Linked DNA regions of Homo sapiens: region 1 is linked to region 2. Evidence: chromatin loops called from intact Hi-C (ENCODE). Cell type or tissue: PC-3. All regions are shown on one strand. Links, peaks and the distances in the headings refer to the core of each region. The heading gives the core; the rest is flanking DNA.

The links. A loop is a pair of places that touch in the nucleus more often than their neighbours do. Peaks named below come from ENCODE experiments on the same cell type or tissue, not always from the same donor. Only the 100,000 strongest peaks of a DNase experiment are listed, where the experiment ranks them.
Region 1: a loop joins it to region 2, with 4 times the contacts of the local background. A loop is called at or near these places in 48 of 110 quality-filtered maps.

Annotation. Positions count from the first base shown.
Region 1 is chr19:9,938,367-9,948,381 of GRCh38, forward strand. No RefSeq gene overlaps it. Among named protein-coding and RNA genes, the nearest start is that of OLFM2, 6.9 kb to the left of the region's middle. In PC-3, for the core only: a CTCF peak has its summit at 7,511 (motif pointing right); a DNase peak (open chromatin) is centred at 7,305; H3K4me3 peaks cover 348 bases; H3K27ac peaks cover 1,962 bases.
Region 2 is chr19:9,994,849-10,001,915 of GRCh38, forward strand. It overlaps COL5A3 (collagen type V alpha 3 chain), which reads right to left. Exons shown (of 67, transcript NM_015719.4): 7 at 6,920-7,033; 8 at 6,676-6,822; 9 at 3,254-3,301; 10 at 3,136-3,177; 11 at 2,523-2,585; 12 at 1,767-1,841; 13 at 1,585-1,668; 14 at 1,358-1,414; 15 at 1,218-1,271; 16 at 716-769. Among named protein-coding and RNA genes, the nearest start is that of COL5A3, 12 kb to the right of the region's middle. RefSeq lists silencers at 3,790-4,018, 5,365-5,659 and an enhancer at 6,649-7,067. In PC-3, for the core only: CTCF peaks have their summits at 5,568 (motif pointing left) and 5,772; a DNase peak (open chromatin) is centred at 5,543.

The DNA of each region.
Region 1 (10,015 bases), core at 5,967-8,466, 55 kb before region 2:
ATGGAATATTCATGAAAACTGGAAAAAGGTGGACTGTGGTGCCACCCACTTTTACACCAAATTTGGGTGTCCCTGGAATTGTCAAGGGCGCTGGTGGGTGGGTAATTTTAGTATTTTAATGAGTACATAATGAGATCCTAGGTGAAACCTAGGTAGAATGTAACGCCATGTTGGGTCCAGTAGGTCTTAGCCAGCTTGGTCCACACCCTGGTTTTCAGGATCTTATCAGCCCATAGCCTCTAGTCATGTGAAACGGCTGCCTGTGACCACCCTGGATCATTCCTGTCTCAACCCTACTGGGGATAAAACATGTCGATGATGGTTTTGTCAGGTCAATGAGAAAGAGCTTGGTGACCCACAGATCTGGGTTCAACCCTGGTGCTGCCACTTCTTGGCCATGTGACCTTAGGGAAAAAGCTTTCCCCCTCTTAGAAGACCTGTTTTTTGCAGTTATTGGGAGACATCTGTGACTCTAAGCAAAGAGAGCACCTAGCTAGCACTCACTCCCCAGCACGCCTTGCAATAACCAACCATGCACTGGGTTGAGGACACTCATCATGGGATGTGGACACAAAATAGAGTCTGAGCCTGCGAAGACATCCTGTTTATTCTTCTATCTCTTTTTTTTTTTTTTTTTTTTGAGATGGAGTCTCACACTGTCACACCCAGGCTGGAGTGCAGTGGCTTGATCTCGGCTTACAACCTCTGCCTTCCGGGTTCAAGGAATTCTCCCGCCTCGGCCTTCCAAGTAGCTGGGATTGCAGGTGCCTGCCACCAGGCCTGTCTAATTTTTCATATTTTTAGTAGAGATGGGGTTTCACCATATTGGCCAGGCTGGTCATGAACTCTTGACCTCAGGTGATCCACCTGCCTCAGCCTCCCAAAGTGCTGGGATTACAGGCATGAGCCACCGCACCCATCCTATTCTTCTATCTCCTTTTCCCAAATGGGAGACAGTCCTTTGTGGGCCCTTCAGGCCAAGCCTGCAGTTGGCATTGCATAAAAGGAGGACATTGGTTGGTAGGACCCACAAGCTCTTGACCAAGAGTGGGTCTCACGGTCAAGAGTCAGCACTCTTGACTCATGAATGCTGCATTTCAGGACCATGAACAGTGTCCTCCTTGGGCTCTGGTCACTAAGACGATCACAGTTACAACTAAGCTACAGCCTGTGTTATATGGTTGGAATTTGGTCGATATGCACTTAGATCTATTCCCCACTTTCCCCCTGCTCCCCTCTGTATCAGGGCAATGGCTCCTGCAAATTATCTTTCTCAGGTTCTCTACACACTACATTTCCCAGGCTTCTTTGCATCTGGTTAGGCTCAGCCAATGGGAGGTCTACAGGCAGATTGGAGGGTGCCAAGAAAGGAGAAGCCAGAGAATTTCCCCCCCTCCACTTTGAGTGTCTCTAGCCATGGCTGCTGTGCCTCCTCTGTGGTCTCAGTCCCATTAGGTATTCCCCACCATGGTGGGGGGTGGGGGCAGGTGACTGGCCAGGTAACTGCAGCTCCTGGATTCAGGTAACTACCACCTCCCTTTGTTGTTTCAGTCCTTGCAAAGATGATAGCTAGCAACTAGAGTTGATTCACCTGCTCCAGTTTGCGCTTAAAACCAACCTAATAGGGCCAGGTGCGGTGGCTCATACCTGTAATCCCAGCACTTTGGGAGGCTGAAGTGGGTGGATCACCTGAGGTCAGGTGTTTGAGACCAGCCTGCCCAACAAGGCAAAATGCTGTCTCTACTAAAAATACAAAAAATTAGCCAGGCATGGTAGCAGGTGTCTGTAATGCCAGCTACTGAGGAGGCTGAGGCAGAAGAATCGCTTGAACCCAGGAGGTAGAGATTGCAGTGAGCTGAGATCATGCCATTGCACTCCAGCCTGGGCAACAATAGTGAAACTCTGTCTCAAAAAAGAAAAAAACAAAAACAAAACCTACCTATCGGCTGAGTGCCATGGCTAACACTTCTAATCCCAACACTTTGGGAGGCTGAGGCAGGTGGATTGTTTGAGCCAAGGAGTTCAAGACCAGCCTGGCCAACATCTCTGTAGAGATGCTGCATCTCTACCAAAAATACAAAAATGAGCCAGGCATGGTGGTGCACACCTGTAGTCTCAGCTACTCAGGAGGCTGAGGTGGGACGATCATCTGAGCCTGAGAAGGTCGAGACTGCAGTGAGCTATGATTACTCCACTGCACTCCAGCCTGGGCAACAGAGTGAGACCCTGTCTCAAAAAACCCCACAAAAGCAAACAAACAAACAAACCTACCTACCTAATACCTCAGTGTGTGGCTAATTAAAGTCCCCATATTAAATTCTTTCTATTGAATTTGCTGGGATGGGCTGTTTTTCTGACTGGACCTTAGTCAATGCATTCGATGCCGTTGGTCGTTGACTGGTATGGTTAGTGGCCCTCTGGGTGTCCTGATGGCATTGTGGTTTGTGTCCTGTTGAACCGGGATCTGTGCTGCCGTCAACATCCTGGTTCTGCCAGGGTCAGCATTGTGGTCAGAATTGTGGTCACTCCTGGTCATTCTTGGTTGTGTTGTGGTCAGTGTGGTGATTAGTACTACAGTCAGTTTCCTGGTTATGCTGTGCTCTGTCCTAGTGCTATGGTCCTTGTCCTGAGCTTGCTGTGGATAATGACCTGGCCAAGCTATGGTCAAAATTATGATTGAGTCATACTAAGGTCAAAGTCACACTCAGCATCCTAGTTGCACTGATATCAGCTTCAAGGTCAGCACTGTGGTTAATGTTAAGAAGAGTGCACTGTCTATGGTGCAGTGGTCAGAATTGTGGGCCATCATTGAAGAGACATCAGGATCCGCTTCTCAAGGATCTATTGTGGCAAAATGGATGAACTGGGGACTCAGGGTCTGGCACTGGGCACAGGTCATTCTCCATGACAGGAAGCAGGGAGGCAGGGCGTTGGATCTTGCCATCTGGCCATTGGGTTTTTCTAATTGGCACTTGGACAGCCAATTAGACAGGAACTTGGACAGCCATGGGTTCCTGTCACCCTCTCACAGCCCACATCTGTTTCCTCACACCCTGCACCACCCACTTCATAGAGAAAATGATCATGAAGTGAATGCCTGCCAACACATACCTTTGCTCTTGCTAATCCCTGAATATATTATTTAGAGGTCCTTTGGTAGAATTTAGCAGAAACTCAACTTGAACTGGATTAAGAAAAAAAATCTATTGGCTCATATAACTTAAACAAAAATGAGGGTAGTGGAATTCAGTCATGGCTGGATCCAGGGTTTCTGTTATATCATCAGGATTCTGTCTCTCTCCATTCCTCATCTCTCATTTCTCATCTCTCATTTCTCATTCCATGCTGTCTTTTGGGAAGGATTCACTTTTAGCCAAGAGATGACAAAGATGGTTTCCAGAAGCTTCTCTCTTCCAAGCTCAGCAGCATCAGCAAAAAGAGAGCTTGCAAAATAATGTCTCATTATGCATCCCAAGTTGTGTGCCCATCCTGAACCAATTATGTATTCAGAGGAATTCATTATTTGGCTTGGCTAGGTCTGGCTCATAGATCACCCCCACGGAGCCAGAGAGTGCAGTTAGCCTTATTCAACCTACATTGGATAGGAAGTGGGAGGTAGAGAAGGATATAGAATGTTGACCACTAAAAGAGAGAAAGGACACTGTACAAGCAAAACCAAAATATATGGTTTTGGGCAGGGGGTGGTTCTTGGCATCATTTCAACCCCCTAGTATGCATTCCTTATTATAGAGCCTGCAAAGCGAAAATACTTCCAGACTCCCTTGCAGCTAAACTTCTGTAGGCCAATTAGGTTTCATCCATTAGAAGCATGAGAAGTGGGTGGTGGAAGAAGGTGGAATTAATCTTCCTGTTATGCTGGTAGAGGCAGCTGCTAAGCACAATTGGGAGACACTGGATTTTCCTGCAGGAATGTTCCTGTTTCCAATTGTGAGAACAACCCGTTTTTGTTGAGAGTCCATTGCAGTAACAATGATGACTGCCTCCGTATCTCTGAATTGCAACTTTCCTGGTGTTTTCATTGTTTTGTTGTTCCTGTTGCTGTTGTTGTTGTTGTTGTTTTTGAGATAGAGTCTCGCTGTGTCACCCAGGCTGGAGTGAAGTGATGGGATCTTGGCTCACTGCAACCTCCACCTCCCAGACTCAAGCAATCCTTCCACCTCAGTCCATCCCAGTAAATGGGACTGCAGTTGCATGCCACCACACCTTGCTAATTTTCTGTATTTTCTGTAGAGATGGAGTCTCTCCATTTGCCTAGGCTTGTCTCAAACTCCTGGGCTCAAGGGATCCACCCGCATTGGCCTCCCAAAGTGCTAGGATTACAGGCGTGAGTCACCACGCCCAGCCATGCTGTTCCTTTTTATGGTTCAATAATATTCCATTGTGTGGATATCCCATATTTTGTTCATTAATTATGGTGATGTAGTCTTAAAGTCAAAAATCCCCACTCTAGGGGATAATTCTCCACCTCCCTGCTAATAATAGAGGCAGAAGCTCCTGCTTGGGTGAGTTGGGAGGTGATGGTTTTTGTTTTGTTTTTGTTTTTGTTTTGAGATGGAGCCTCGCTCTGTTGCCCAGGCTGGAGTGCAGTGGTACAATCTCAGCTCACTGCAACCTCCACCTCCTGGATTCAAGCAATTCTCCTGCTTCAGCCTCCAGAGTAACTGGGATTACAGGCACATGCCATCACGCCCAGCTAGTTTTTTGTATTTTTAGTAGAGACAGGGTTTCACTATGTTGGCCAGGCTGGTCTTGAACTCCTGACCTCAAGTGATGTGCCTTCCTTGGCCTCCCAAAGGGATAGGATTACAGGGGTGAGCCATTGCTCCCAGCCGGGAGGTGGTGTTTTGTAGCAAGTCATTCTATCGGCTTTCCCTAGATCCCTATTCTCCAGCCTTGGTTCTGTAAGCACCAAGTTCCCTGGTTTTGGTTCTCATTTCCTGCAACTAAACCGTGATTGATATGTGCTTGGAAGATTCATTCCCTTTATCTGTCTGAAGAGAACCTCATAATTCACGAAGCCCCAATACTCCAAGCTATTCATGACCTACCTACTCAGTACTCCCTCCTGGACCATGCTGGAAACATCTCTTTAACAGGAACCTTCCTGACTCACTGAGCTCCAGTGAAGCACCCACCACTGGGATACATCCTCTCCATACATTAATTCCTTGAGTTCTTACAACAACCCTGTAGGGTAGGCACTGTTATCCCCCATTTAAAAATGCAGGCCAGGTGCAGCAGCTCATACCTATAATCCCAGCACTTTGGGAGGCAGAGGACTGCAGATCACTTGAGCCCAGGAGTTTGAGACCAGCCTGGCAACATGGCAAAACCCCATCTCTACAACAAATACAAAAAGTAGCTAGGCATGGTGGCTTGCGCCTGTAGTACTAGCTACTTGGAAGGCTGAGGAGGGAAGATCGTTTGAGCCCAGGAGGTCGAGGCTGCAGTGAGCTGCAATTGCACCACTGCCCTCCAGCCTGGGTGACAGAGCGAGACCCTGTCTCTAATAAATAAATAAATGAAAACTTTGAGGCTCAGAGAGGTTAAGTAATTTGCCCGAGGTCACCCAGCTATAAAGGGCAGACACAGGATTCAGACTCAGTTCCATCTGACTCAAAGCCAACCTATTGACCGGGTGCAGTGGCTGGCACCTGTATTCCCAGCACTTTAGGAGACCAAGGTGGGAGGATCACTTGAGCCCAGGAGTTCTAGGCTGCAGTGACCTGTGATGGTGCCACTGTACTCCAGCCTGGGTGACAGAGTAAGACCTTGTCTCTTTTCTTTTTTTCAAAAAAAGAAAAAAAAAAAGGAAGTAGTTGGGGTCTCGCCCAGGTAATTCTTTTTTTTTTTGGGGGGGAGATGGAGTCTTGCTCAGTCGCCCAGGCTGGAGTGCAGTGGCGCGATCTCGGTTCACTGCAAGCTCTGCCTCCTGGGTTCACACCATTCTCCTGCCTCAGCCTCCCGAGTAGCTGGGACTACCGGCACCTGCCACCACGCCCAGCTAATTTTTTTGTATTTTTAGTAGAGACAGGGTTTCACCATGTTAGCCAGGATGGTCTCGATCTCCTGACCTCGTGATCCACCCACCTTGGCCTCCCAAAGTGCTGGGATTACAGGCATGAGCCACTATGCCCAACCTCACCCAGGTAATTCTTTTAATTAATGAGAGCCCATCTCTACTAAAAATAAAAAATTATCTGAGCATGGTGCCTTGTGCCTGTAGTCTCACCTACTCTGGAAGCTGAAGCAGGAGAATTGCTTGAGCCTGAGAGATTGAGGCTTCAGTGAGCTGATTGCACCACTGGACTCCAGCCTGGGCAACAGAGTGAGACCTTGTCTCAAAAAAGAAAGAAAGAAAGGGGCCAGGCACTGTGGTTCACAACTGCAATCCCAGCACTTTGGGAGGCCACGGTGGGTGGATTACTTGAGGTCAGAAGTTTGAGACTAGCCGGGCCAACATGATGAAACCCCGTCTCTACTAAAAATACAAAAATTAGCCTGGCATGGTGGCGCATGCCTGTAATCCCAGCTACTCGGGAGGCTGAGGCAGGAGAATTGCTTGAAACCGAGAGATGGAGGTTGCAGTAAGCTGAGATCACTGCACTCCAGCCTGGGTGACAGAATAAGACGAAAGAGAGAAAGAGAGAGGGAAAGAAAGAAAGAGAGAGAGAGAGAGAGAGAAAGAAAGAAAGAAAGAAAGAAAGAAAGAAAGAAAGAAAGAAAGAAAGAAAGAAGAAAGCAAGAAGGAAGGAAGGAAGGAAAGAAAGCAGCAGAAAAAGAGGAAGGAAGGGAGGAAGGAAAGAAGGAAGGAAGGAAGGGAGGGAGGGAGGGAAGGAAGGAAGGAAGGAAGGAAGGAAAGAGAGAGAGAGAAAGAAAATAGACACACACACAACTCCACAAAACCCACAATTCAGACACACAGCTCACACACAGGTCTCCAGCATAGACATATTTATACATCCGTTTACTCAAACACTCACAATACAATCACATAAAACAGGCAGACAGTTCACATGCCAACACACTCTTGCACAGACACGCAAACAGAAGCATGGAATTTGTACAGAGCACGCTCACAGTGTCTGATCCATAACTCAGACACGGAGTCACGCCCACAAAGGCACAGTAGAGGCAGAGTTCACACACAAACAGACCCGCGGGGACCCACGACACAGCCCTCTGACACGAGGACGCCAGGCCAGGGCAGCGTGGGAATGAGGCTGCAAGGAGGGAGTGAGGTGGAGAGGATGACTCAGGAGGCCTCTCTGGGGGAGGAGGAGGGAAGGGGGAGGAGGGCAGGCATCCAGCGCATGTGGTTCCTATTAGGGGCCTGGGAATTGAGGCATGAGCTGGCGGGACAAGGAGACCCAGGAACGCTTCCCAGCCTTACCAAAGCAGGAAGGAGCAGGGCCCTGATCTAAGGCCATGCGGCCGGAACTTGGCTCAGAACCACAGCCGTTCTAAGGCAGAGTGGTCTGCCCCAAGCCAGGCCCAGCAGGGGGCTCATTTCAACCCCTGCGATAGTCCTGGAGAAGATTTCTTTTTATTTTTTCTTCTTTCTTTCTTTCTTTTTTTTTTTTTTCTGAGACAGAGTTTCGCTCTTGTTGCCCAGGCTGCAGTGCAATGGCGCGATCTCAGCTCACTGGAACCTCCACCTCCCAGGTTCAAGCGATTCTCCTGCCTCAGCTACCCGAGTAGCTGGGATTACAGGCTCCTGCCACATGCCTGGCTAATTTTTGTATTTTTAGTAGAGACAGGGTTTCACCATGTTGGTCAGGCTGGTCTTCAACTCCTGACCTCAGGTGATACGCCTGCCTCGGCCTCCCAAAGTGCTGGAATTACAGGCATGAGCCACCAAGCTGGGCCCCTTTCTTTCTTTTTTTGAGACAGGGCCTCACTCTGTCACCCAGGCTGGAGTGTGGTAGCACAATCACAGCTCATTGTAGCCTCGACCTCCCCAGGCTCAGGTGATCCTCCTACCTCAGCCTCCCAGGTAGCTGGTACTACAGGTGCACACCGCCACCATGCCCAGCTAATTGTATTTTTTATAGAGATGGGGTTTCACCATGTTGCCCAGGCTGTTCTGGTCTTGAACTCCTGGGCTCAAGTGATCAACTCGCCTTGGTCTCCCAAAGGGTTGGGATTACAGGCATGAGCCACCCGGCCTGGACTTTTTTCTTTTTTTTTTTTTTTTGAGACAGGGTCTTGCTCTGTCGCCCAGGCTGGAGTACAGTGGTGCAATCATGGCTCACTGCAGCCTCGACATCCTGGCCTCAGGCAATCCTCCTTGGAGGGTTTCGTAGGGGAGGAAAGTGACATTCAGAAAGGTGAAGCAACTTGCCTGAGGTCACACAGCAAGGAGGTAGAGGAGCTAGGATTCAAGCCCTTGTCTCTGTGCAGCCTCCTCTCCCCACCTTGTAGTAGAGGCCAGGACCCCTCCATTTAAGCTACAAGCAGAGATCAAGAACTGACACCTGGACCAGGCTGCACTGGATTTGTGGCTCTGAAACAGCCAGCTCTGGCCAGGCGCGGTGGCTCTTGCAAGTAATCCCAGCACTTTGGGAGGCCAAGGCAGATGGATCACTTGAGGCCAGGAATTTGAGACCAGCCTGACCAATATGATGAAACCCTGTCTTTACTAAAAATACCAAAAATTAGTCAAGCGTGGTGGTGTGTGCCTGTAGTCCCAGCTACTGGGGAGACTGAGGCAGGAGAATCACTTGAATCCAGGAGGCGGAGGTTGGTGGGCCGAGATCACGCTACTGCACTCCAGCCTGGGGAGCAGAGTGAGGCTCTGTCTCAAAAAAAAAAAGAAAAAAAAAGGGAAAGAAAAAGCCAGCCCCATCCTCAAATAACTTAGAGTCAAGAGCGTGCTGTGTGCACATGTGGGCAAGGTTCTCTGGGCGTGTATGGGAGGCCCTGACGTAGCCTGGGTTGTTTGCCATGAGGGGCGGATGCTGGAGATGAAACCTGAAGGATGCAGAGGAGCTAGCAGGGCTCGGTGGGCAGCAAGAAGACCCTGGGGCTGCAAGGTTCAGAGAGTTAGGTCACCTGGTGAGGGACAGTGACAGGGGAAGCCCAAGATTCTAGGTCAGAGGACTTGGGCTTTATCTTAGGGTTAACAGGGAAGCCTCAGAAGAATGGTGAGAGGAAAGGGACAGGGTGAAGTCTGAGTGACCAGCACGAAGTCCACACCCAGGACAGCTGAACATGTGCCTCCCCCATAACCCAGAATTTCTATTCTTAGCAATCTATACACCCTAGAGACACTTATCTATGTGCACAAAAGACACACGCTGTGGCCGGGTGCAGTGGCTCATGCCTGCAATCCCAGCACTTTGGGAGGCCAAGGCGGGAGGATGGGTTGAGCCCAAGAGTTCCAGACCAGCCTGGGCAACAGGGCAAGACCTCCTCTCTATAAAATAATAATAATAATAATAATAATAATAATAATAATAATAATAAAACTACCTGGTCATGGTGATTTGCGCCTTCTATTTGGGAGGATGAGGTGGGAGAATCACTTGAGCCCAGGAGTTGAAGGCTGCAGTGAGCTATCATTGCACCGCTGCACCCCAGCCTGGGCAAGAGCAAGACCCTGTCTCTTAAAAAAAAAAAAGACACATGGCTGGGCCGGGTGCAGTGGCCCATGCCTGTAACCCCAGCACTTTGGGAGGCCAAGGTGGGTGGATCACAAGGTCAGGAGTTTGAGACCAGCCTGGCCAACATGGTGAAACCCCCGTCTCTACTAAAAATACAAAAATTAGCAGGGCGTGGTGGTGCGCACCTGTAGTCCTAGCTACTCAGGAGGCTGAGGCAGGAGAATCGCTTGAACCCGCAAGGCGGAGGTTGCAGTGAGCCGAGATCAGGCCACTGCATTCCAGCCTGGGTGACAGACGGACAATCTGTCCCAAAAAAAAAAAAAAAAGACACATGGCCAGGCACAGTGGCTCTTGCCTGTAATCCCAGCACTTTGGGAGGCCAAGGTGGG
Region 2 (7,067 bases), core at 4,498-6,997:
AAACATAGAAATGGTACAGTAAAAATACAGTATTATAATCTCATGGGACCAGCATCTTATTTATTTATTATTATTATTATTATTTTTTGAGACACAATCTCACTCTGCCACCCAAGCTGGTGTGCACTGGCTCACTGCAACCTCTGCTTCCTGGATTCAAGCCATTCTCATGCCTCAGCCTCCCGAGTAGCTGGGATTACAGGCGCACGCTGCCATGCCCGGCTAATTTTTGTATTTTTAGTAGAGACGGGGTTTCCCCATGTTGGCCAGGTTGATCTCAAACTCCTGACCTCAAATGATCCACCTGCCTCGGCCTCCCTAAGTGCTGGTATTATAGGCATGAGCCACTGCGCGCAGCCAATCATCTTATAAGCATCATTATGTGGTGCATGACTCTATCTGAAGTTGACTTGTTTGTCATTTCCTTCCATGTGACAGGCCTCTTTTTTGCCGTGCTGTTTCTTCCACTTCCCCATCTGTTCATCTGGTTCTATTTCAGATCTCAGGGCAAGCATCACTCCTGCAGGCAAGTCCTTCCTGACTCTACGGCCTGGCCGGATTCCTTTGACACACACTCAGTGGAGCTGCCATTCCCTGCCTTCAGCACTCTTTTCCCACTAACGACACCAGCAGACCCCAAGGTCACAAAGCCAAGGCTCATGTTGGGTGTTGAGGGATGGATAAGGGGTGGTCTGGGGACCTAGCTGTCACTCACCATCTTGCCCACTCGGCCAGGGGGTCCATGAGGTCCCTGCAGGCCTCGGGGACCCTAGAAGAAAGCAAAAAGGAGGAAGGAAAGGAAAATAAGAAGAAAGAGGGACTTATTCTATTGTATTAAAAAAAATTAGAGATGGGGTCTTGCTGTATTGCCCAGGCCAGACACCTGGGCTCAAGCAATACTCCCTCCTCAGCCTCCCAAGTAGCTGAGACAAGTGTGTGCCACTGTACCCAGCTTGGAAGGACATATTTATTTATTGTATAGACAGGGCCTCCCTATGTTGCCCAGACTGGTCTTGAACTCCTGGCCTCAAGCAATCCTCCCACCTCGGCCTCCCAAAGTTCTGGGATTCCAGATGTGAGCCACCATTCTCTAGGAAAGTCATCAATTGCAAGGGTATCCCCAGCCCCTTTGGCACTTTCCCCATCCAGCACTGTATCTTGTGGTCCTGGGGGAAGGCTATTCCCATCCTATCCTGCCCTATCTCCACAAGTCTCACCTGTGGCCCTTCTGCTCCCTCCTCTCCTTTCAGACCTGGATGCCCGGGGAGACCCTTGGGGGAGGAGAGATGGAGGAGTGTGGGTAGATGATTCTTCACTAATGCATGCACCGCCCCCTCCACGCAGTCGCCTTACTCACCACAGGGCCTGGGCGCCCAGTGAGCCCCACTGGACCAGGGGGGCCTTTCATAGAGAGCTGGAAAGACAGAGGAGTCAGAGCTTGGGGCCTCCCACAAGACCCCCAACATTCCCCACAGAGGCATCTTCAGGAGAAAAATAACCCCCTTCTCCTGCCCAGCCCCTCCTTACGCCGAGGCTCTATCACTCTCTGGGGTTCCTCCCACTATGTCCACACCTCCCACTCACCTGAGTCTGCTGCAGAACTGCCTGAGCCTGGGCCTGCTGGAATGAGACTGGGGGGCCTTTAAAGGAGCCGCCTGCAAACTGGAACTGGGAGGAATTTAGTGGTGAGGGAAGCCCCCAGGAGAGGCCCCCTCCTGGATCAGGACTCCACTCCCCAAGGCTGGGCCACTCCATCTCCTTCTTACCGGCATCATGATCACAGTGCCCGGTGGGCCTCGGATCCCATCAATGCCGGGGATTCCTGGGAGGCCAGCAGGGCCCTGAGAGAGGGATGGGGGAAGAGAGGTGGAGACAGGGAGAGAGGGAGAGAGAGAGCGAGGACAGGGGAGGCACAGAAGGATGAGTCAGAAAGAGAGAGAGAGGGAGAGATGGAGAGAGACACAGAATCAAAGAGGGATCATGGCAAGGAAAGAGAGAGAAGTAGAGAGAAGTGGAAAGGAAAAGACAGAGATGGAACAGAGACAAAGAGAAGGGGAGAGAGGGATGGAGAAGGATGGGGGCAGATGGAGAGACATACAGAGACAGAAACAGAGAGACAGAGAGAGATAGACAGAGACAGAAAAGCCAGTGAAAGACAGACAGAGATGGAGAAATAGAGAGAGAGGCGAACATAGAGAGATGGACGGAGGGAGAGGGACAGAGACCAACAGAGAGAGACAGAAGAGAGACAGAGACAGAGTCACAACAGGAGAAAGACAGAGATAAAAGACACTCAGAAACAGAGACAGGCAAAAGAAGAAAAGCAAAGAGTAGGCCCCAGCAACACAAGGTGAACCAGAGAAATAGTTCACAGATGGGAGACAGAGAACAGAAGAGGTCAGTGCCAGCCCCGGGATGGTGTTCCCGAGTGCCACACCCTCATATCTATGTTCAGACTGTCACGCTCCCAGCCCCAAACCTCACTCCTCTGAGAAGTGTACACCCCAGTGGGAGTCTCTTACCGGTGGACCAGGGTCGCCAGGGAATCCTGGGGGGCCGGGAGGGCCTGAGGGGCCAACCACCCCCTGTTGGGGACAGAGAAACAGGAGTCACAGGAAGTGCAAAGTTTGAGCTAGGCTGACTTTCAACCTACCACTGACTCTAACCTCAGGCTGACCTCCCTACCCCACTACAGAGCCACTCCAACTCCCCTAATGCAATACTGACCCCCACTCACCCCCAACGCTACTCTCGGACCCCTCTTCTTTTTTTAGAGACGGTCTCACTCTGTCACCCATGCTGGAGTGCAGTGGCGTGATCATAGCTCACTGCAGCCTCCAACTCCTAGGCTCAAGCAATCCTCCCACCTTGGCCTCCCAAGTAGTTGGGACTACAGTTGGGTGCCACTATTTTTTAAAAAAATATATGGCTATTTTTAAAGAGATGGGGTCTTGCTATGTTGCCCAGTCTCTATATTGTTCATCCTCCCTATTTTGACTCACCCTTTAAGCCTCAAATGTCCACTACCCTCCACTTGGCCAGGCAACATTACACCCCAACTCCTCACTCCAGGGGATTAAACACCCCTCAGCTGGAAGGGAAAGACTGGAAGAAGGAAACACAGCCATGACTTACTTGGGGTCCTGGGGCTCCTGGAGGTCCCTCAAACTGCTGCCCCTGAAGGGAGAAGTGAGTGTCGGTGACCGCTGTCATCATGAAGCCTCTCAACCCCCTCACAATCCAGACCCCTCACCTTTTCAATCACTGCGGGCTCTCCTTTTGCTCCTTTCTCTCCAGCACCCTGGGGTGGGGTCAGGGGAGATGGAGAGAAAAGAGATGTGAACTTGGACATAAGCCCTTCAGTTATCTGATCACACACACTTGCACACACACACACACACACACACACGGAGTCCACCCTCAGAGCCCCTTCTCCTCTACTGTAACCAATATGCACTGAGAAGCTCAGCCCCCCGCATCCACCGGGCAATGCCATGCCAAGGTGAATGAAGAGCGTGAAATCCAGAGACTGCTGCCCAATACTGATCCTGCATCTGCCTCTTACTAACTGAGTGATCTAACTAAGTTGGGAAACTTAGTCAACCCCTATGGCCACTTACAGGTAACCGGTCAACCTGTAAAGTCAGTGGATGAATGACGCCTGTGTATATATCATGCAAAGATGAATGAATTAAAACAATGCTTGGCACACAACAAGCACTCCAGGTAACAAGGTAGCAAGGGCAAGTTAGTTACAACTATGTGTCTATGCGCCTCCCCTGTGGAACACCTAGGCTTTTCCTTTCTCCCTTTCTTTCTTTCCTTCTTCTTTTTCTTTCTTCTTTTTTTTTTTTTAAATGGAGTCTTGCTCTGTCCCCCAGGCTGGAGTGCAGTGGTGTGATCTCAGCTCACTGCACCTTCTACCTCCTGGGTTCTAGCGATTCTCCTGCCTCAGCCTCCCCAGTAGCTGGGACTACAGGTGCCCGCCAACACGCCTGGCTAATTTTTGTATTTTTAGTAGAGACCAGGTTTCACCATGTTGGTTAGGCTGGTCTCGAACTCCTGACTTAGGTGATCCACCCGCCTCATCCTCCCAAAGTGCTGGGATTACAGGCGTGAGCCACCATGCTTGGCTCCTTCCTTCCTTCCTTTCTTTCTTTTCTTTCTTTCTTTCTTTCTCTTTCTTTTTCTTTCTCTTTCTTTCTCTTTTTCTTTCTTCTTTCTTTTTTCTTTTTTTTCAGAGTCACTCTATTGCCCAGGCAGGCTTTTCCTTTTTTCTCTCTCTTTTTTCCTTCCTTCCTTCCTTCCTTCCTTCCTTCCTTCCTTCTCTTGCTTGCTTGCTTTGCTTGGCATTTTTTTTTTGACACAGGGTCACTCTATTGCCCAGGCTAGAATGCAGGGGTACAATCATGGCTCACTGCAACCTCGATCTCCTCAGACTCAGGTGATCCTCCCTCCTCAGCCTCCTGAGTAGCTGGGACCACAGGTGCACACAGCACCATGCCCAGCTATTTTTTATTTTATTTTTTTGTAGAGACAGGGTCTTGCTATGTTGCCCAGGCTGAACTCAAACTGGGAGCCACTGCACCTGGCCTTTTTTCTTTTCTTTTTTTCTTTTTTCTTTTTTTTTTTTTTTTGAGACAGAGTCTCCCTCTCGCGCCCAGGCTGAAGTGCAGTGGCGTGGTCTCGGCTTGCTGCAAGCTCCGCCTCCCGGGTTCACGCCATTCTGCCTCAGCCTCCCGAGAAGCTGGGACTACAGGCGCCCGCCACCACGCCCAGCTAATTTTTTTGTATTTTTTAGTACAGACAGCGTTTCACCATGTTAGCCAGGATGGTCTCAATCTCCTGACCTCGTGATCAGCCCTCCTCGGCCTCCCAAAGTGCTGGGATTACAGGCGTGAGCCACCGCGCCTGGCCCAAGCCTCTTTTCTTTTCTCTAGAGAAAGGTCTTGCTCTGCCACCCGGGCTGCAGTGCAGTGGTGTGATCATGGCTTCCTGAAGCCTCCACCTCCTGGGCTCAAGCGATCCTCCTGCTTCAGCTGGGACCAGAGGCACGAACCACCACGTTCGATTAATTTTTTGTATATTTTGTAAAGATAGGGTCTCGCTATGTTACCCAGGCTTGTCCCAAACTCTTGGGCTCAGGTGATCTTCCCGCCTCAACCTACCAAATTGCTGAGATTATAGGTGTGAGCCACCATACCTGGCCTCAGTTACCTCTTGATCTCTACCCTCTTCTCTTCTCCCTGCCCTTAACATAAAAAAAAAGCCTAAAATTTGTACTGACTTAAGATGGTGCTTCGGAACAACAGTCCACCATCTTCTTGGTTTGCTGTCTCTTGGAATAAACCTGCTTTTCCTTCCACCAATTCTCGTCTCTCTTGTTTTCCTTTCAAACATCAAGCCACCGAGCTTGGGTTCGGTTACATCGAATGCGTATCCATCTTTCTCCAAGACCAAAATGGAGCATGTCCCAAAGTGGTCCACTTCTCTGCGTCCCTCCCATCTTCCTCCAGGTCACGTCCCGACTGCAGATTGCGGGCTTCCCTGCTGCCCCTCTGGCTCCCCCTACTGTCCATGTGCCATTCAGCAGCCAGAGAGCTCTTTTTTTTTTTTTTTTTTTTTTTTTTTTTTAAGAGATGGGTCTCACTGTTGCCCAGGCTGGCCTCAAACTCCTGGCCTCAAGCGATCCTCCCGCCTCAGCCGCCCAAAGCATTGGGATTACAGCCGTGAGCCACTGCCCCCGGCCCAGGGGGAGCTTTTAAAGCTCCAAGTCAGATCATGTTCCTTCACAAGTGCTCAAGTGGCATCTCCTGGTGCTTGGAGTAAAAGCCAAGCGCCTCTCTCTAGTCACAGAGTCAACTATTAGCACAGTGCCTGACACAAGCAGGTGCAGAAGTCAAAAGAGAGACTGGCCTTTCGTGGCTCCAGGTAGAAATCCCTTCTAAGACCTCAAGATGTGAGAAAAGTAAGTAAATAAAATAACACAGGAACAGAAGACCATATACCACATGTTCTCACTTATAAGTGGGAGCTAAATGAGAACACATGGACACATAGAGGGGAACAACAGACACTGGGACCTATCGGAGGGTGGAGGGTGGGAGGAGGGAGAGGATCAGGAAAAATAACTAATGGGTACTAGGCTTAATACCTGAGTAATGAAATAAATAATCTGTACAACAAAACCCCATGACACAAGCTTACCTATGTAACAAGCCTGCACTTGTACCCCTGAACTTAAGATAAAAGTTTTTTTAAAAAAAGAAAAAATTAAATTAAATAATTTTTTTAAATTGTTCGGTTTTTTTTTTCAAGATGGAGTCTCACTTTGTTGCCCAGGCTGGAGTGCAGTGGCACGATCTTGGCTCATTGCAGCCTCTGCCTCCCGGGTTCAAGCAATTCTCCTGCCTCAGCCTTCCCAGTGGCTGGGATCACAGGCGCGCGCCACCGCTCCCAGCTAATTTTTTGTATTTTTAGTAGACATGGGATTTCACCACGTTGGTCAGGCTAGTCTCAATCTCCTGACCTCAAATGATCTGCCCACCTAGGTCTCCCAAAGTGTTCGGATTACAGGCGGGAGCCACTGCGCCCTGCCTAAATAAATAAATTTTAAAAAAATTTTAATAGGAATCCCACTCTCTTGCACCTAACCCCAGCCACCTAGAAACTCACAGGAAAGATCTGGAACTGAGTCCGAGATGGATATTCTGCTGCCCGGAAGTCAGGGCCCATGGTGGAATCATCTCCTTCTTCATCCTCCCTGGCTGCCTTGGTCTCCAGGGTCCCCAGCTCGGTTCCACTGTCAGGGTCCAAGCTCCTCTGAGAACGTTAGGAAAGACCAAAGTTTTCCCTGACCTCCTTATTTTCTGCCACCCCCGTAACCCTTGGGGTCTCCCCTCTTCCATCCCCATCCAACCTCTAGGATCGTGGCATTGAGTCCAGTAGTCACAGTGGAGGTGACGACCAAAGGCGTGGGGGTCGGAGGCAGATTTGGAGCTGGAGTCTCTGTCTTGGGGATGTCAGTGGAGGTCTGGAGCAGGGATGGAGGGAGCCTTGGGTCTCGG